Regions from separate parts of the Homo sapiens genome. Here region 1 is linked to region 2. Evidence: chromatin loops called from intact Hi-C (ENCODE). Cell type or tissue: gastrocnemius medialis. All regions are shown on one strand. Links, peaks and the distances in the headings refer to the core of each region. The heading gives the core; the rest is flanking DNA.

Region 1 (8,000 bases), core at 1-8,000, 64 kb after region 2:
TCAGCCTCCCAAGTAGCTGGTACCACTACACCCAGCTGATGTTTAAATTTTTTGGTAGAGACTGGGTCTTGCTATGTTCACCAGGCTGGTCTCGAACTCCTGGCTTCAAGTGATCCACCCACTTCAGCCTCCCAAAATGCTGAGATTACAGGTATGAACTACCATCACGCCTGGGTCATTTAAACTCCTGTTACTCTCATTACCTGGTCTAGGGTTCAGCAACCTCACCGTCACCTGGGAGCTTGTTATAAATGAAGATACCTGGGCCCCACCCCAAACCTACTTAATTGGAGGTCCATTTAACAATATTCTCAGCTGGGCGCGGTGGCTCATGCCTGTAATCCCAGCACTTTGGGAGGCCAAGGCGGGAGGATTGCTTGAGCTCAGGAGTTCAAGGTTACAGTGAGCTATGATCGCCCACTGCACTCCAGCCTGAGCCACAGAATGAGACCCTGTCTCTATTAGGAAAAAAAATAATTTTATATATATATATGTAATTTGTTCATAGTTCATATGCACGTCAAAGTTTGAGAAGCACTGATTTAAACAATCTCTTTAGATTTCTTTATGGGGAGAAATGTGCTTTAAGTTAAAAAAGAAAGTTAAACACAACATTGTATTTAGGAACACAGTGAACAATCACAGGTCCAGCTACATTTTAGCTCTTCTTTTGTGTCCTTACAAGGAAAACATATGCATGGAGGAGTTGAAGAGAAAGGGAGGATGATGGAAAAAAAAAAAGACAAAAAAAAAAAGGAAAAGGCCTTATATGCGTGAGATGCCTAGGACTAAAAATAAAATGGATGGGGACTTGGCAATATGAACTTGGAAACTTGGCACCCTGGGTCATTATAATGCATGGGACATGCCTCTGGTTACCAGCAAGCTACTGCAGAGGGACTGTCAGAATGCTGAGGGTCAAAAGAACAGGGTTCCTCCAAGGAACCAATACTTTGGGGTGATGGATACAGGAGATAATATGTGCTGGGTTGTAGTGCTATGTTGGTGCTCCCTCTTACAGATTAGGAAGACCATGGGGTACTTAAAAAGAATGTGCTTCCCTGTGCAGTCAATTGCGCAAGTTTTACATAGAAACTGCATGAAGATTTGAGCGAAATCATCCTGAAAGGTGACTGGTCAAAAAAGAGGCAAGAAGCACAATTCACAATTGCAAAGATATGAAATCAACCTAAGTGCCCATCAACAGATGAATGGATATGAATGAATATGGTATATATACACCATGGAATACCACTCTTCCATTAAAAAAAAAAGATGAAATAATGTCTTTTGCAGTAACTCGGATGGAACTGGAGGCCATTATTCTAGGTGAAATAACTCAGGAATTGAAAAGCAGATACCACATGTTCTCACTTATAAGTGGGAGCTAAGCTATGGAAACACAAAGGCATACAGAGTGGTATAGTGGACACTGGAGACTCGGAAGTGGAGAAGGTGGGAGGAGAGTGAGGGATGAAAAACTACCCATTGGGTACAATGTACACCACTCAGGTGACAGATGTACTAAAATCCTAGACTTCAGCTGGGCGCAGTGGTTCATGCCTGTAATCCCAGCACTTCAGGAGGCTGAGGTGGGCCAATCATTTGAGGTCAAGAGTTCAAGACCAGCCTGGCCAACATGGTGAAACCCCATCTCTACTAAAAATACAAAAATTAGCCAGCCGTGGTGGTGGGTGCCTGTAATCCCAGCTACTCGGGAGGCTGAGGCAGGAGAATTGCTTGAACCCAGGAGGCAGAGGTTGCAGTGAGCCCAGACCTGGCCATCTGGCCATTGCACTCTAGCCTGGGCAACAGAGTGAGACTCCGTCTCAAAAAAAAAAAAAAAAAAAATTCCTAGACTTCACCACTATACAATTCATCGATGTAATCAAAACCCACTTGTGTCCCTACTTTTTTTTTTAAGGCAAGAAATGAAGCAAGTTAACCTCAGCTATTTAGCGCAGGCAAGCTCCCAGGAGAAAGGTCACAGAGCATGCCCCCGCAGGCAACAGGAGGGGGTGAGCCTGTCCCAACCCTTGGTTCAAAAAGGAACAACTGGGTCCACAGGGGACTGACCAGTGGTTCTTGCACTGACACTTAGAAGAGAGTCACCAGGAGGGGCTGTGCAAGCAGCATAGCAAGAGCAGACTGGTCAAGAGTGGAGCGACCCCACGGGGCTGGCTGGAGCAGGGAGAACGTAAATTGAAAACAGCAGACCTGAATTGTATTTGTTTCCTGCTGTCAAGGAGGGGACTCGGATCAGCGTATCACGGCTGAGATGCCAGTTACTAAGCTGGCAATGCGATTGTCTCAAATAAACCCACTCAAGTGGCTTATGTTTTAAGTTCTTACTAATTTTTTTAGGTTAGTACTCTGACGCATTGGTAATATCAAAAAAATCACTTCCACCCACTGCTTGCTACCCACTAGACTTCACTTAGGATTTCTGCCTTTAGTTTCTTTTCTTTCTTTTTTTTTTTTTTTTTTGAGGCAGGGTCTCACTCTGTCGCCCAGGCTGGAGTGCAGTGGTGTGATCTCAGCTCACTGTAACCTCCGACTCCAGGGCTCAAGGGATCTCCCACCTCAGCCTTCCAGATAGCTGGGACTACAGGCGTGTGCCACCACACTTGGCTAATTTTTGTATTTTTAGTAGAGACTGAGTTTCACCATGTTGGCCAGGCTTGTCTTGAACTCCTAAGCTCAAGCAATCCATCCACCTTGGCCTCCCAAAGTGCTGGGACATGAGCCACTGCACCCGGCCTCTGTCTTTAGTTTCAAATATAAGTGACACTGCTCACCTGACGACCAATTCAAACCTTTCCTATAATAGAGGGTGAACCTTGGAGACCAAGCTGAAGCCTGCCCTGACTCTCAGCCCTCACTCTACACTTACCTGTGCTGCTGTAGAAAGCCAGTTTGGTGGTGGTGTGGAATTCCTGAATGAGGAACTGGGAGAGTGAGATCCGTTCATCTGTCTTTAAGGAGTCATTGCCCTTTTTCCAGTACAGCATGAGGTCATCTTCTGTATAGGCATCTGAAAAGACAGGGGCCAGCATCAGACACAAGGTGGTGGCAAGACAGGATGGTCTGTGGGGCTATGTAGAAGCTGTGTCCTGACCTCCCACACTGACTACTGGGATTGTGATATGATAGTTTGAAAAACAAACCACAGTCTAAACAAAGCAAAACAATATCCAAAAAGACAAATCTAATTATCTCCACTCTTCCAAAAGTCATCAGAGCAAAGTTCTCAAGCCCAAATGCACATAATTCCTGCAAAAGGGTTCACCCTACAATTCAGCCTGCCATTTATTAGGTTAAATCAAATGGAATTCTATTTTTGTAGGTTAGAAATGGTTAAATATTGGCAAAATTTCACATGGCTCAGCCTTATAAATGGAGAGTAATTTAGCCTTTTCCTTTCTTCTTTCAAAGTGTGGCGACTCATCAATTGATGGCAAGCACCTGTAAACACTATCAGGTAATAAAGGCTGAATTTTAGCAAGAAAAGATCCATAAAGAGACGGGAGTGGAACAAGTCCCTCTCTGTAGGACTCCAGTTACTCCTACTCAGGGTAAAGTCGAAGTGAATCCATGATCATCACCCTTTCTGGTGCTACCATTTCCCCTTCCCTCACCTGCTTCTGGTGAACTCCAAGTGAACAAACCTACCTCCAGCCTGAGCATAACTGAGGAGAAGCCTCATGGCACTGCCAGTCCAGCCTGTTGATGTGTAAACAGTTCCTTCCAGGGGTCCCTGGGACTATTTTATTCTTGTTTTCTAACACTTGACCTGTGTGATGGTCAGTTTCATGTGTCAACCTGGCTTGGCTATGGTACCCAATTATACAATCAAACACTAATCTGTAAAAGTGTTTTGTAGATGTGACTAATATCTACAACCACTGGACTTTAAAGGGGATTTTCCTGGATAATCTGGGTGGGCCTGATTCCATCAGTTGAAAGGCCTTAGAAGCAGAAATGAGGCTTCCTGGAAGAAGAAATCCCACCTGTGGCCTGCGGCATCCGCTCCTGCCCCAGAGTGCCCCTCCTGCACTCCTGATGGCCCGCCCTGCAGATGTGGGACTCTTAGCCAGCCCCCACAATCCTGCTAGCCACTTCCTTGCAATAAATCTCTACTCTGTATGTCCTACTGGTTCTGTTTATCTGGCGGAGCCATGACTGATACAACCTGAAAAAAGGCTACATTCCAGATGGAGGCAGAAGCTGCCCAGGCATAGTGGGGAAAACTAAGTTCTGGAGACAATGAACTCAGTATTTCAGTCTGGCTCTGCCACCGAGCTCTGTCCCTCCTTTGTATAATGATAATAACCTGTTCTTCAGGGTCTTGTGAGGGTTGAATGACAAGGCAGAGGTAAAGCCACTGTGCAATAAGTAGCCACTCCCTTGGTCCTGGGTTTTATTACACCCTTTCCCCACATTCAGTGCCCTATGCAGCTGTCCCTTTGGCCCCAGCGGTGTGTGATGTCAATGTCCCTGCACTCCTTGGTCCCAGATGATTGGAGCCAGGGGACACCTGATCCACTGCTACAAGCCCAGGCTGGCTGATAAAGTGCCCTGGAACAGTGAGAACCCTCACTAGGGCTTTGACACTGCCAGGGAGTGCCAGTGTTCAGGAGGAGTGTAGGAGTCACAGGGGTGTCCACTGTGCTGTGGGAGAAAGTGTTTGGGCAGGGAGGAGAATGGAGCGGACATGTAGAGGGACAGAGATGCATGTGGATCATTTTATACTGCCTCAGCCTGGCTCTTTCTGTGGCCTGGTTTCTGGGGGGTGTGTGTGTGTGTGTGTGTGTTGTGTTGTGTTAAAATACACATAAAATTTACCATCTTAACCATTCTTTAGTGTAACTTCAGTGGTATTGCACTACATTCTTAAGTGTTGTATTTATGATGCATGATAAATATAATTAAAATTATACTACATGAAAATTACTACATAAATACAGCCATTCTTATGGTAGGATACATCATTTGCCATTGTATATTCTCCCATTCGTGGGTTGCATTTACTCTGTTGATAATGTTTTGATGCACAGCATTTTAAAATTTTCATGTAGTATCTGTGTTGTACTACATTACTACATAAACACAACCAGTATGATGGTCATACCACCATCCATCTCCAGAACTCTTTTCATCTTCCCAAACTGAAGCTCCATACCCATTTAACAATAACGCCTCATCCCTGTTTCCCCTCTCCCCAGCCTCTGGCAACCACCATTCTACTTTCTGTCTCTATAATTTTGACTACGCTAAGTACCTCTTAAAAGTGACATCATACAGTATTTGTCTTTTGCGATTGGCTGATTTCACTTAGCATAATGCCCTCAAGTTTCATTCATGCTGTAGCATGTATCGGAAATCCTTGTTTTTTAAGGCCGAACACTCTTCCACTGTATGCAGATACTGCATTCTGTGTATCCATTCATCCATTGATGGACACTTGGGTTGTTTTCATGTTTTAGCAATTGTGAATAGAACTGCTATAAATATGAGCATACAAGTACCTTTTCAAGACCCTGCTTTCAATTCTTTTGGTTATTTACCCAGAAATGGATTTGCTGGATCATATGTTCTTAATTTTTTTTTTTTTTTAGACATGGGGGTCTTGCTTTCTCACCCAGGCTGGAGTGCAGTGGTGCAATCATAGCTCACTGCAGCCTGCAGCCTCAGGCTCTTGGGCTCAAGTGATTCTCCTGCCTCAGCCTCCCGAGCAGCTGGGACCACAGATGCCAGCCACCATGCCCAGCACATTTTTGTATTTTTTGTAGAGACAGGGTCTTGCTATGTTGCCCAGACTGGTCTTCAACTTCTGGGCTCAAGTGATCCTCTTACCCCGGCCACCCACAGTGCTGGGATTACAGGTATGAGCAACCGTGCCCAGCCATTGTTTTAATTTTTTGAGGAGCTGTTTTCCCCAGTGGCTGCACCATTATACATTACTACCCACAAAGGATAAGGGTTCTAATTTGTTCACATCCTCCCCAGAATTGTTTTCTGTTTTGTTGACAGTATTCATCCCAGTAAGTGTAACTCACTGTAGTTTTGGTTTGCATTTTCCTAATGATTAATGATGTTGAACATCTTTTCATGTGCTTCTTGGCCATTTGTATACCGTCTTTGGAGAAATGTCTATTCAAGTCTTTTGTCCATTTTTTTAAGCAGATTGTTTTGTTGTTGTTGTTGAGTTTTAGCTGTTCTCTTTGTATTCTGGATATCAATCCTTTATCAGATAGATGATTTATCAATATATTATCAATATATTCTCCCATTTGTGGGTTGCCTTTTTACTCTGATAATGTCGATGCACAAAATTGACAATTTTCATGTAGTCCAATTTGCGTATTTTTTTCTTTTGTTGACTGCACCTGTGGTGTCATAGCGCCTGGTTTTCAGTTTTTCCAGGATGTCTGTGTGTGTGCAAGCTTCCTGAAATCCCTTGTTGTGCCTGAGCATCTCAACCACCACACGAACTCACAGTGGCAGTTCCCTAGGGCAACTGTTGTCAAACTTGTTTTGGCCAGGAAATCCTTTCTTCAGCAGAAATTACATTTAGAAGAGCAATAAAACACATCAAAAATGAGCTCTCTGGATGAACTCATGTCTGTGTGTGTGTGTGTGTGTGTGTGTGTGTTGGGCAAAGGGCTTGGAAGGAGACCCACATTCGCTTAGCCCTCTACTTCCCTTCCCCAAGCAGTTACCCTGATTCAACAGAACAAAGTTTAAAACCATTGCCATAGGGCATTAAAAAGATCAGTTATGTTTATTGCACACGTATGTTTATTGCGGCATTATTCACAATAGCAAAGACTTGGAACCAACCCAAATGTCCAACAATGATAGACTGGATTAAGAAAATGTGGCACATATACACCATGGAATACTATGCAGCCATAAAAAATGATGAGTTCATGTCCTTTGTAGGGACATGGATGAAACTGGAAACCATCATTCTCAGTAAACTATCGCAAGAACAAAAAACCAAACACCGCATATTCTCACTCATAGGTGGGAATTGAACAATGAGATCACATGGACACAGGAAGGGGAATATCACACTCTGGGGACTGTGGTGGGGTGGGGGGAGGGGGGAGGGATAGCATTGGGAGATATACCTAATGCTAGATGATGAGTTAGTGGGTGCAGCGCACCAGCATGGCACATGTATACATATGTAACTAACCTGCACAATGTGCACATGTACCCTAAAACTTAAAGTATAATTAAAAAAAAAAAAAGATCAGTTATGGCAATGAAGGTTTTAGTTTCAAATTTGTTCCTGATATTTAAAATTACCCTAGACCTAGCTTCAATCTAACACATTACTTTAAAAGTACAGTCATGAAGGCTGGGCATGGTGGCTCACGCCTGTAATCCCAGCAGGTGGTCACAAGGTCAGGCGTTGGAGATCAGCCTGGTCAACATAGTGAAACCCTGTCTCTACTAAAAATACAAAAAATTAGCCAGGCATGGTGGCAGGTGCCTGTAATCCCAGCTACTCGGGAGGCTGAGGCAGGAGAATCACTTGAACCTGGGAGGCAGAGGTTGCAGTGAGCAGAGACTGCGCCACGGCATTCCAGCCCAGGCGACAGTGTGAGACTCCATCTCAAAAAAAAAAAAAAGTCTACTCATGAATAAGGAACACACACTGTTCCTGCAGCTGAGAGTTAGAGGTGTTGAGAATTATCAGGAGCTGTGTGCTGATGCCCGGGGACAAGTCTACTCACAGCTTTCAATTTCAAGAGAGCACGTTTGTGTGTCCAAGGGAAATCGGCTGAAGTCCATGTTGCACATTGCAGTTACTGTAACCCTAGGGCCAAAAAGACAAAATTGATTTATTCAGAGCCTGCAAAAGACGAGTGCAAAATGATAAATGGAAAAGGCCTCTGCTTCCTTCCAATATGATAGATGCCTCTTCTCATACTTCATAAGCAATGTGTCAGGGTTTAGATAAGTAGCTTATGAGTGATACCATCACT
Region 2 (12,956 bases), core at 2,927-10,926:
GTGCAGTGGCGCGATGTTGGCTCACTGCAAGCTCCGCCTCCCGGGTTCACACCATTATCCTGCCTCAGCCTCCTGAGCAGCTGGGACTACAGGCACCCGCCACCACGCCCGTCTAATTTTTTTATTTTTAGTAGAGACGGGGTTTCATCGTGCTAGCCAGGATGGTTTCCATCTCCTGACCTCGTGATCCGCCTGCCTCAGCCTCCCAAAGTGCTGTGATTACAGGCATGAGCCACCGCACCCGGCCACGAATGGGATTTTCATATGATTCAACTTAATGCATCTAAAGACTAAGATTACACATACAAAATCCAGATTTCTGATTTCTCTTTACAACTAGTAAGATATATCAACAATAAGTCCAGATGTCTACATGGCAGCTGTCAGCTGGAGCCTAGAGGCAGATGCTGCACCTTTTAGATGGCATATTTCCTTTTCTATTTGCTATTCTATTTCTATTTGATAGTCCACACCATCCTACTGTGCCTTATAGGCTGGCAGCTTCACTCGTTTATATTACCCCGGCTGGCCCCTGTGAACCATTAGAATTGGAAACCTCTGATTTTTCTACAGACACCCTGAAGAGGCTTGATGCTTATTCCATTTTCAAGTTGTCTGTTCAACTGCAAGGTTTTTTAATTCTGCCCAAATCATAAATTATGTTCGTGTTTTCTATGTAATATATTGATAAAAAGGCTGACAGAAGAAATGTAAACAAGGCACCTTTTAGATGTTAACTAAGATATATTAACCACAACATATAGTTGTGATACATGTACTTGCGGTGATCAAATAAAAAATACTTGGCCGGGCACGGTGGCTCATGCCTGTAATCTCAGCGCTTTGGGAGGCCGAGCTGGGCGGATCACTTGAGGTCAGGAGTTGGAGATCAGCCTGGCCAACATAATGAAACCTCATCTCTACTAAAAATATAAAAATTAGCCGGGTGTGGTGGCACACGCCTGTAATCCCATCTACTTTGGATGCTGAGGCAGGAGAATCGCTTGAACCCGGGAGGCAGAGGTTGCAGCCAACCAAGATCGGGCCATTGTACTCCAGCCTGGGGGACAAGAGCGAGACTTTGTCTAAAAAAAAAAAAAAAACTAAAAAATAAAAAATACTTAACGTTTATTTACTCCTCAAAGGTAAATTATAATACTCATCTCAGATGACTATGGAGTCAAGAGCTCCATGTATCTATACCTCTCTGGCCCCAGGTAAATCATTAAAACTCTTAGTTTCCGCTCTCCCTTATGTACAATAAAACAGTACTGCATAGGTAGAAAGGCTGGGGGGAAGTAAATGAAGCCCAGTGAAATGAGAATGTCTATTAACACCGTTCCCTCTCCCCCCGCCCCCAATTTCTTCAGCTCCATTAAGGAAGGAAGTGCTATATGAAAAAGTCATTCCTTAGTATCTGTGTTCAGACACTCTGTAGACAAAATTCTCAACGGAGGGGTGGGGCATCAGAATCAACCAGGTGAGCCTATACTCACGCCCTTAAAAAGGGTGTTAATACTGGACTCAGAACTTTAAAGAAAAACGCACTGATCTCATTCATTGAAGTTATTTTTTGTATGCAGAATAAAATTGTGTGAATAAAATGCAAGCAGCACCGTCTGTAAGTAGACCAGAACTGGGGGAAAGAAACTGTAAGGCCCGAGTACGCATTATGGTACAAAACGTTCTCACCAGCCCCAATTCCTCTCCATCTAGGAGGGTTGGATGCGCGCGATTTTATCGGGGCACGGCGACAAAGGAGCTGAAACGCGGGCACTCGCTGGAGCGCAAACCCTCCCGACTCCCGGCGGGGAGCGACCTGAGCTCGGGAGAGGGGCGCCCCGTGTCCCACGGCCCGCCGGCTGCGGTGCTGAACCGCGGAAAGCGACGCGGGCCCGGGACACGATGTGCGCGGCGCCGGGGCTGAAAGCTGGCCGGGAGGGCGGAGGCGCGAGTTCCGCCCTGGGCCGCGGAGTAGTCCGAGGGCTCACACCTCCCCAAGTGGCGCAGCCTGGGCCCGCGGGGAGGCTCCGCGCAGCTCCCCCGAGCCTCCGCCGGGCCTCGGCCGTGCTCCGCGGCGCGGCTGTTACCCCGCCCCTCCTCCGCGCCCCCAACCTGCAGCCGCGGCCGTTCACCTGGTGGCGTCCGCGACGTTCCTGATGAACAGGGAGGTGTTGGGGGGCCTCGTGTAGCGAGACATGACCGCTTCCTCCGTTCCCTCCGGGTCTGCCCGCGGCCGCTGGACTCGCTCCGTCTCCCGCTACCGCTGCTACCACCACAGGAGCTCCGCCGGCCCCCGGCGCGACCCCCACCCCTCGGCCTCAGCCCCGCCAGCGCGCAGCCGCAGAGGCCGGCGCAGAGGGGGCGCAGCGCGGCGCCAGCCTGGACGCACGGGCCGGGGGCGGGGGCGGCGCCGGCGCGGCCCAGGGGCCGCGGGAATTCCGAAGACAGGAGCGCGGCCGTTCCCAGGCCCTATGGGATCCGGGTATGGGGGGTCCTGGAGTGCGACGGGATTTGGGGAGGGGGCGGCGAGGGCCAGTGTATGTCAGGAGGGCGGAGGCCAAGAGGGGGCTTGAGGCCGCGGCGGGGACGCCGGGGGTTAGAGGACCCAGAGGTGGTGGCGGGGCTGCGGCTGGGCGGAGGTGGGGTCAGTGAGAGCCGCTTTCAACCGCGCCCCCGCTCAGCCTCCGCGGCCCTCAGCGCATCGTCCTGAGCGCAGGACCTTGGCAGTTGGTAGGCCTCCTGCCCCTCTGGTCTTGAGCCTTCGGCTTTCCAACTGTGAGGTCTCGGTTTTGTTCGGATTTGTTTTTTTAATAGAGACGGGGTCTCGCTGTGTTGCCCAGGTGGTCTCAAACTCCTGGGCTCAAGCCTCTCCCGCCTCGGCCTTCCAAAGTGCTGGGATTACAGGTGTGAGCCACCGCGCCTGGCCTGTTGGATTTTTAAGTATTATATGATTCTTCATCCTTTATTCACTTGGGGCATAACACTCAGCTGTGAGTACATTCATTCAGATGTTTATTGAGCGTCTACTATGCGCCAGGCACTTAGCGTGGGATATAGCAATGAACAAACAGGCCAAGCCCCGCCCTCTGAGCTTACATTCTAGAGGGGGGACAAACGAATGTACAAATGAATACATGATGTAGAAGACAACAGTTTAAATGCAGGGACAGTTAAGCAAAATTTAAATTACCCTCTCCCTATTCCCCCAAAATGTTGTAGCCCATCCCCTTCTAGTTAGACTCGTCTTCGCCTTGCTCCTGTGGCCGGCAGGCACAGCCTGTTATTCAGGGCTGGGAGTGTAACCAGGCAACTCCTAAGTGTGAAGAGTGCCCCTTTTCGCTCGCAGAAGTGGTAGGCTTTGAAGAATACATGTCGTGGTCACCCTTCTAGCTCACAGCCCTCCCAGAGGCTGTGGAGGTTCCTGGGTCTGCAGCTGTACTGGAACGGTGGCTATTCTTTCATTCAGAAGGGATTGCTCTGGCACTGCAGGCACAGGGCTAGACTGGCACCGTGCCTATTCCCCTAGAGCTTAGAATTTGGTAGGGAGGCAGAATCTAACAATCACACTGGTAAAGATACAAACTATAATACAGGGCTATGAAAAGAACTATATGCTGCTGAGAGCAGGCATTGTGGGATGGTGAGCAAGGCTAGAGGGTCACTTATGTTCCCTGAACAAGTCTTGAAGAGATGGGTAAAGAATGGAGAAGAGTAATTAGTGCAGTGGAACAGCACGTGCAAAGGCTTTGAGGCAATATAGTAAATGAGGCAAAACAGGAGCATGAGGCTGGAGAAGAGTTGGAAAATGAGGCTGGAGAGCAGGCTGGATTCATAATACAAAAGCTTAGAATGCTTACCATGTGTTAGTTGGCTAGGGCTGCCATGACAAAGCACCACAGATTTGGTGGCCCGAAACAACAGAAATTTATTCTCTTGTAGTTCAGAGGCCAGAAGTCTGAAATCCAGGTGTCCGCAGGGCCATCATCTATCTGAAGGCACTCTAGGGGAATCCTCTGTTTCTTCCAGTCTTTGGTGGCCCCACACATGTTTTGGCTGTGGATACATAGATCCAGTCTCCACTTCTGTCTTCACATGGCCTCCTGTCTTTCTCTCTCTCTTTCTCTGTCTCTCTCTCTTTTTATTTTAGATGGAGTCTATGTTGCCTAGGCTGATTTCAAACTCTTAGGCTCAAGTGATCCTCCTGCCTTGGCCTCCCAAAGTTGAGATTACAGGTGTGAGCCACTGTATTAGTCCGTTTTCACACTGCTGATAAAGACATACCCAAGACTGGGGAGGCCTCACAATCATGGTGTAGGGCAAAAGGCACATCTTACATGGTGGCAGACAGAGAATGAGAGCCAAGCGAAAGGGGTTTCCCCTTATAAAACCATCAGATCTCGTGAGACTTATTCACTACCAGGAGAACAGTATGGGGAACTGCCCCCATGATTCAGTTATCTCCCTCTAGGTCCCTCCCACAATACGTGGGAATTATGGGAGCTAACAATTCAAGATGAAATTTGGGTGGGGACAGAGCCAAATGATATCAGCCATCTATCCTATCCAGTTCTATCTCTTATAAGGACATTTGTCGTTGGATTTAGGGCCCACTTGGTTAATTCAGAATGATCTCATCTTGAAATCCTCACTTACATCTGCAAAGATTCTTTTTCCAGATAAGGATACATACCTGGAGATAGGACTTGGACATGTATTTTTGGGGGCCGCCATTCAAACCACTACATTGACTTTGCAAATAAAAAACTTGACCAAAGAAAAGAAACTTGACCTGGTGGGTAGTCACAATTACTCATCCCTGACATACTGTTAAGTGGAGAAAAATCAATTCATGAGACATGTAAACGATTAACCTATTTAGTTAAAAATATATTGGCCAGGCGTGGTGACTCATGCCTGTATCCTGGTGCTGTGGGAGGCCAAGTTGGGAAGATTGCTCCAAGCTAGAAGTTCGTGACCAGCTGGGCAACATAAGAGAATCTCCCCATCTCTACAGAAAATTAAAAAAAAAAAAATTAGCCAACCATGGTGGCACATGCTTGTAGTCCTAGCTGCTCAGGTGGCTGAGGCAAGAGGATTGCTTGAGCCCAGGAGTTGGAGGCTGCAGTGAACTATGTTTGTGCCAGTGCACTGCATTCCAGCATGAGTGACAGAGCAAGACCCTGTCTGTAAATAAATAAATAAATTTATCTGTATGTTCATGTATAAATAGAATTTTTCTATTCTATTTTTACCTATTCAGGTATAGGTATTATACTCTGATACTTGCTTTCTTCTTATCTTTTAGTATTGTCAGATTTTTTTAATGCTTTTTATAAATATAGAAAAAAACCACAAAGCTCTTTACAGTTTGAAAAAAGCTTTTGTAGGAGTATCCAAAAATACTTAGCATGCATGTATGGATAGGGGGTGTTTTTTCTGTTCCTTTTGATGGAAATACCTGAGGAAAGGGTCTTCAACTGTGTAAGGAGTTTCTCTTAGCAACTTGAACTTAAAAGGTAGCTGGAATTGATATAAAATAAGTTGTGGAGCCATAATTATTTATATTACATAAAAACGTATGTTCTTTTTTCCAGATATGATTTGAGGCAGCTAGTGTAAAGTGTAAGAAAGCTGTTTTCTGGTTGGAAGGCCTAAGGAGAGAACATCGTCGGGCACGGCCAACTAAGGAATGTTACAGTCAGCTTGGCCAGTGTCTTGCCCTGGTCCTTAAACCAGTTGAGATGAGTAACTGATGAAGCTGTATTTTGTCTTCCCTTTGGCAGATTAGGATACTTGAAGAGGTAGGGGAAAGGCTTAGGTCAAGAGTAAACACCCTGCCTGTCCCTGGACTCATAAACATATTCATATTTACCCTTTGTTCTAGAACTTAAGTGCCATTTAACAAAAGTATTGCTTTATTGAATCATTGCTTTAAGGCACCAAATGGTACCCTCCAGGCTTAGGAGAGTTAATGTTTTTCTTAAATTGCCTGAGGATTCCCAAGGAGTATACCACTGGCAAATCTGACAACTGTTCCCATAACAAAAGCCTCATTTTTACATGAGAGTTTCATATATTGTTCTTCGAAGTAACTGTTGCTTCCATTACTTTTTATTTAATACATTTAAAAAATTATGATCAATTAAATGCTTTTTAAGTTTTCACCTAAGAGAGACTTTGATTTGAAAATATTTTAGGAAAACCTGTGTCATATCTCATTTAGATATCATCACCTGACTTTTCAAAAGTAAATACATTTTAAACTTTTTCATTGGAATCACGGTTTTATAAAGTGTATTGCAAGAAAAATTCAGAATCTCTTTTCAGTTTTACAAGTCTTTAAAATTAGTAGTCTATGTTGTGTTTAAAATAGAGCCACATGTGAATCTATTTATAATGTTTGGTTGTTTACTCCTGAATCCTGTCTTTGGGGAAATTGCTGATATGACAATAACTTACTGTCATTTAGAATCTAAACACTTAGGACTTTCCTCTTATCTCTACCTACCTGCACATAGTCTGAGCTGACTATCTCTTACATTCTTTTTGTCTCTTAGAAACATCTATTCTGAATGGTACAGGAGAAGCACAAACCTCTCAATATCATCAGTAGATTTGTGGGAGAAGAGTTTGGGTTATTAGTAAAGTTCACAATTCAAGGCTGTCACTATTTCTTCCTAATTACCATGGATAATCAAGAAGTTGAGGCAGGTTTACAATGTTGAGCAATACATACGATATTTGTTATTCTAAAGCAATCTGATAGAGTATGTGGTTGAATAAGCTTTTCTTCCATTTCTTAAATGGCTCAGAATGGGCTAATTATCAGGTCTAATCAAGAAGTCAAATAGTAAAAGACTGATTAATATTTTAACTGCATTAAACAATACATCTGATTAATATCTTAATCAGATTAATTAACTAGTTTTGTTTATTACTGTCATAGTGGATAACTAGAACTAATTGAAAATTAAATTGTATTTAGGTAGGTATTAGTGTCTTGAAATTTGTGTGATTAAAAAGTACCTTGAAGAAACAGTGTCAGGATTAATGAAGTCAACAGAGAATATCATTTTATGTTGTGAACTCACTCTCCAACAGATGGTGCTAGCTTTCCTCTAGTGAGAGCTGCCATGGCCTATCCTTTCTTAAAACAAACCATGAAGAGTGATGTGGGGATTTGTATAGAACACATTGTAAACATTTTTCTATTACCTATGTACTTTGGTTTATAAGACATCATCATTCCACACAATCAGTTGGAGAATCTATGATTGTATCCTTTTATGAATTTGATCTCTTCTGCTATAGCCATAAGAAATCATGTTTTTAAAAAGGTCATTTGTGTGATAATAATGTAACTAGGAGGGATCAAACTAACTTTTTCAGAAAAGTCAACTTAGAAGGCCTGTCACTTTTCCTGTATATTCCCTAAAATGATGTTGGGTATTGAAAATCTTGGGGGGGTGTTTCTTTCTAATTAATTTGCCATTTGCTTAGTGTTGATCTATTGTATGTGAAGCACAGTGCTAGGAACTGGGGATGAAAATAGAAGTTATGCTCCTTAATTCTCAAGGACCTAGTCCATTGTTTCCCAAACTTAAGTCGTTTTCATCCATCCTGTGAGATTTTTGCCATAATGATGTACTTCTTTACCATAATATGTTTACTTTAAATTAGCTCACTTTTATTTAAAAAGAAAGCTCTATCACCAATATTAATTTTTAAAGTTTTATGGACAGAAGGAGAGCCAGGCACAGTTGCTCATGCCTGTAATCTCAGTGCTTTGGGAGGCTGAGACAGGAGGATTGCATAAGGGCAGGAGTTTGAGACTAGTCTGGGCAACATACGATACCTCATCTCTAATAAAAATAAAAACAAATTAGCTGGGCATGGTGGTGTGTGCCTGTAGTCCCAGCTACTCAGGAGGCTGGAGCACAAGAATCTCATGAACCCAAGAGGTGGAGGTTGCAGTGAGCTGAGATCGTGCCACTGCACTCCAGCCTAGGCAACAGAGTGAGACTGTCTCAAAAAAAAAAAAAAAAAAAGGTTTATAGACAGAAGGAGAGCCAGGCACAATGGCTCATGCCTGTAATCCCCGTGCTTTGGGAGGCTGAGGCAGGATGATTGAGGCCAGGAGTTCAAGACTAGTCTGGGCAACATATGATAACTCATCTCTAGTAAAAATAAAAACAAATTAGTTGGGCATGGTGGAGTGTGCCTGTAGTCCCAGCTACTCTGGAGGCTGAGGTGGGAGGATCACTTGAGTCCAGGAGGTTGAGACTGAAGTGAGCTGTGTTCGTGCCACTGCACTCTAGCCTGGGCAATAAAGCAAGATCATGTCTCAAAATAATAATAATAAACAAAACCATGTTGGAAATTCCAGCCGATTACTTTTGTCTGCGCAGGCTCCAAGCCTGCTCTCTCTTATAAAAGGGAAATTAATCACTCAATATAGAGATGTTGAAGACATACTGGCACAAAACTAAAACTTTCTCCCTAATGTAAATATGGAAAGGGCCTAGTCTGGGCAACATACGAAACCTCATCTCTAATAAAAATAAAAACAAAGTAGCTGGGTATGGTGGTGTGTGCCTGTAGTTTTAACTCTCACACTATGCAATTCCACATTTAATGTCTCATCAGTGTAACATATAAAACTAAATAGTACCACCACTGGTGAGTATCTTTAATTTTTGAGAGACGTTCTTGCTAGAGATAGACACGTATGTAAATAAGTCATTATAATATTGTTTCATTAGTGCCACATAAAGGTATTTCGGAGTAGTATGGAGGATATAATGGAAACAGATTAGTTCTCTGGCGGGGAGTACTAGGAGTTATTTTAGAGGAAATCAATGTTTGTGCTATTTATTGGATTAAATTCACCCAGGAATAAAAAAAGCAAAGTGAACTCGATGAGCAAAGGGACATTTGTGGTGAGAGTAGTGTAGTGTTGCTGAACTAGGGGAGAAGGAAGGAAGAATGCTAAAGAGATTGGAATGGAGATTTAGAGCCAAAGTTGTTTTTGTTGTTGCTGTTGTTGTTTTTTTTTTTTTTTTCAATTCGGGGTCTTGCTTTGTTGCCCAGGCTGGAGTGCAGTGGTGCAGTCATGGCTCACTGCAGCCCCAACCTCCTGGACTCAAGCAATCCTCCCACTTCAGCTTCCCAAGTTGCTGGTGCTACAAGTGTGTACCACCATGCCCTGCTAATTTTTAAATTTTTTATAGAGGTAGGTCTTGCTATGTTTCCAGGCTGGTCTCACACTCCTGGCCTCAAGTGATCCTCCTGCCTCAGCCTTCCAAAATGCTGGGGTTACAGGTATGTAACCCCACTGTACCTGGCCCCATCAAGATTTTTTAAGCAGGAGATTAAGATCAGATTTGTGTTTAATAAGGATATTCTGACAAAAATGTGGAGGATGAATTGGAACAGTAGAGACTGGTACAAGCAGATCAGTTAAAAGGGTCTTGTGTGTGATATATTTTCTCTTTTAAAAAGTATTTCTCACCGGGCGCGGTAGCTCACGCCTGTAATCCCAGCACTTTGGCAGGCCGAGGTGGGCGGATCACGAGGTCAGGAGATCGAGACCATCCTGGCTAACACGGTGAAACTCCGTCTCTACTAAAAATACAAAAAATTAGCTGGGTGTGGTGGCAGGCGCCTGTAGTCCCAGCTACTCAGGAGACTGAGGCAGGAGAATGGCGTGAACCTGGGAGGCGGAGGTTGCAGTGAGCCGAGACCGCGCCACTGCACTCCAGCCTGGGTGACAGAGCGAGACTCCGTCTCAAAAAAAAAACCATTTCTCAGCTGGGTGCAGTGGCTCATGCCTGTAACCTCAGAACTTTGGGAGGCCAAGGCAGGTGGATTACCAGAGGTCAAGAGTTCAAGACCAGCCTGACCAAAATGGTGAAACCCCGTCTCTACTAAAAATACAAAAAAATTAGCCGGGCGTGGTGGCGGGTGCCTGTAATCCCAGCTACTCGGGAGGCTGAGGCAGGAGAGTCTCTTGAGCCCAGTAGGCGGACGTTGCAGTGAGCCAAGGTCGCACCATTGCACTCTAGCCTGGGCAACAACAGCAAAACTCTGTCTCAAAAAAAAAAAAAAATTCTCAGCCAGGCACAGTGGCTCATGCCTGTATTCCCAGCACTGTGGGAGGCCCAGACAGGCGGATCACTTGAGGTCAGGAGTCCGAGACCAGCCTGGCCAACATGGCAAAACCCCATCTCTAGTAAAAATACAAAAATTAGTTGGGCATTGGGGTGGGTGCCTGTAGCCCCAGCTACTTGAGAGGCTGAGACAGGAAAATCACTTGAACCTGGGAGGTGGAGGTTGCAGTTAGCTGAGATCATGCCACTACAATGCAGCCGGGGCGACAGAGTGAAACTCTGTCTCAAAAAAAAAAAAAGTAAAGTATTTCTTGGCTGGGCATGGTGTCTCATGCCTGTAGTATCAGCACTTTGGGAGGCCAAGGCAGGAGGATGGCTTGAGCCCAGAAGTTGGAGACCAACCTGGGCAACAAAGTGAGACCCCGTCTCTACAAAAAATTAAAAAGTTAGCCAGGTGTGGTGACACGCATCTGTAGTCCCAGCTACTGGGGAGGCTGAGGTGGGAGGATCACTTGAGCCTGTGAAGTTAAGACTGCAGTGAGCCATGATTGCACCACGGCATTCCAGGCTGAGGGACATAGAAAGACCTGTCTTAAAAAAAAAAGGCCTGGCATGGTGGCTCACGCCTGTAATCCTAGCACTTTGGGAGACCGAGGCGGGTGGATCACAAGGTCAAGAGTTCAAGACCAGCCTGGCCAAGATGGTGAAACCCCATCTCTACTAAAAATACAAAAATTAGCTGGGCATGGTGGCAGGCGCCTATAATCCCAGCTACTCGGGTGGCAGAGAATTGCTTGAACTTGGAGGTTGCAGTGAGCTGAGATTGCGCCACTGCACTCCAGCCTGGGTGACAGAACGAGACTCCATCTAAAAAAAAAAAAAAAAAAAAGGAGTTATTAGCATTGTCCACTGAAAAGGCTTAGAAACAATGACCAGCCCAGTACCATTTGGCACCCCTTATGGCCCAGACCATACTCCCTAAATATAATTTTGTCTTAAAATAAACAATGACTTTTTGGAAGTGTGGCTGATTCCATGCTTGAGGGAAAAATGTACACAATGAACCTAAAATATCTTGTCATATCAGAAAAAAGTTATCAAAAGCTTCTGGGGTCATGTGAAAAGGATTCCAAAGACAATCCTGGCTAGAGATAAGACAATTTGAGTAGCAATAAGAACAATAACTGCAATGAATTAAAACATATCAAATATTTTTAAGTGCACAAGTTCATAATTATACTAAAAAACAACCCTAATTGGTCACCTTTGGATCCTAACTTTCCTGTATAAATTTATTCCTCAGGGTAACCCAAATGGTTGATGAAGGAAGTTTTGTTTTGTTTTGTTTTTCTAAAAGTATTCCAGTCAATAAAATAAAGAGGAGATGATAGAATTATAATGTCATAATTTTGCAACCCCTAATGAAGTAGTGGGTCCAGGCAATGGCCATAAATGACTGCTAAATTAATACAAAGAGAAACATCCATTATATGCTCTTCTGAAGGAAGTTCACATCAGTACCTGTGAAATGCTTTTTTTTTTTTTTTTGAGACGGAGTGTCACTCTCTTGCCCAGGCTGGAGTGCAGTGGTGTGATTTTGGCTCACTGCAACCTCTGCCTCCCGGGTTCAAGCAGTTCTCCTGCCTCAGCCTCCCGAATAGCTTGGATTACAGGCATGTGCCGCCAAGCCTGGCTAATTTTGATTTTTGGTAGAGATGGAGTTTCACCATGTTGCCCAGGCTAGTCTCAAACTCATGACCTCAGGTGATTCACCCATCTCAGCCTCCCAAAGTGCTGGGATTACAGGCCAGAGCCACTGCACCTAGCTGAAATGCTCTTCCAAAAACACTGAGTCTAGCCTAGCTCAGCATTGGTTAATAGAACTTTCTGTAATAATGGAAGTGTTCTATATCTGCACTGTCCAATACTGTGGCCACTAAACACATGGGACTATTTAAATTTAAAATAAAATTTTAAATTCATTTAGTCCTGTTGTGGGAAGTCAGGGACCCCCAAATGGAGGGACCGGCTGGAGCCGCAGCAGAGGAACATAAATTGTGAAGATTTCATGGACATTTATCAATTCCCAAATAATACTTTTATAATTTTTATGCCTGTCTTTAATCTCTTAATCCTGTTACCTTCGTAAGCTAAGGATGTACATCACGTCAGGACCAGTGTGATAATTGTGTTAACTGTACAAATTGATTGTAAAACGTGTGTTTGAACAATATGAAATCAGTGCACCTTGAAAAAGAACAGAATAACAGCAATTTTTAGGGAACAAGAGAAGATAACCATAAGGTCTGACTGCCTGCTGGGTCAGGCAAAAAGAGCCATATTTTTCTTCTTGCAGAGAGCCTATAAATGGACATGCAAGTAGGAGAGATATTGCTAAATTCTTTTCCTAGCAAAGAATATTAATATTAATACCCTTGGAAAGGAATGCATTCCTGGAGGGAGGTCTATAAACGGCTGCTCTGGGAGTCTCTGTCTTATGCAGTTGAGATAAGGACTGAGATACGCCCTGGTCTCCTGCAGTACCCTCAGGCTTATTAGGGTGGGGAGAAAACTCCACCCTGGTAAATTTGTGGTCAGATCAGTTCTCTGCTCTCAAACCCTGTTTTCTGTTGTTTAAGATGTTTATCAAGACAATATGTGCACTGCTGAACATAGACCCTTATCAGTAGTTCTGCTTTTGCCCTTTGCCTTGTCATCTTTGTTGGACCCTTATCAGTAGTTCTGCTTTTGCCCTTTGTCCTGTTCCCTCAGAAGCATGTGATCTTTGTTCTGCTTTTTGCCCTTTGAAGCATGTGATCTTTGTCCCTACTCTCTGTTCTTACA

Evidence for each region. A loop is a pair of places that touch in the nucleus more often than their neighbours do. Peaks named below come from ENCODE experiments on the same cell type or tissue, not always from the same donor. Only the 100,000 strongest peaks of a DNase experiment are listed, where the experiment ranks them.
Region 1: it touches region 2 in a loop (4-fold over the local background); 2 of 110 quality-filtered maps call a loop at or near these places.

The regions. Positions count from the first base shown.
Region 1 is chr6:89,182,417-89,190,416 of GRCh38, forward strand. GABRR1 (gamma-aminobutyric acid type A receptor subunit rho1) reads right to left here. Exons shown (of 10, transcript NM_002042.5): 6 at 7,749-7,831; 7 at 2,894-3,034. Among named protein-coding and RNA genes, the nearest start is that of GABRR1, 31 kb to the right of the region's middle. In gastrocnemius medialis, for the core only: no CTCF peak of the experiment used is centred there; a DNase peak (open chromatin) is centred at 4,575; H3K27ac peaks cover 2,777 bases.
Region 2 is chr6:89,115,688-89,128,643 of GRCh38, forward strand. It overlaps SRSF12 (serine and arginine rich splicing factor 12), which reads right to left and starts at 2,384. Exons shown (of 5, transcript NM_080743.5): 1 at 2,136-2,384. The coding sequence starts at 2,200. It also overlaps a transcript of PM20D2 not described here. RefSeq lists silencers at 1,968-2,237, 12,703-12,956 and enhancers at 7,088-7,217, 12,703-12,956. In gastrocnemius medialis, for the core only: a CTCF peak has its summit at 7,134 (motif pointing right); a DNase peak (open chromatin) is centred at 10,734.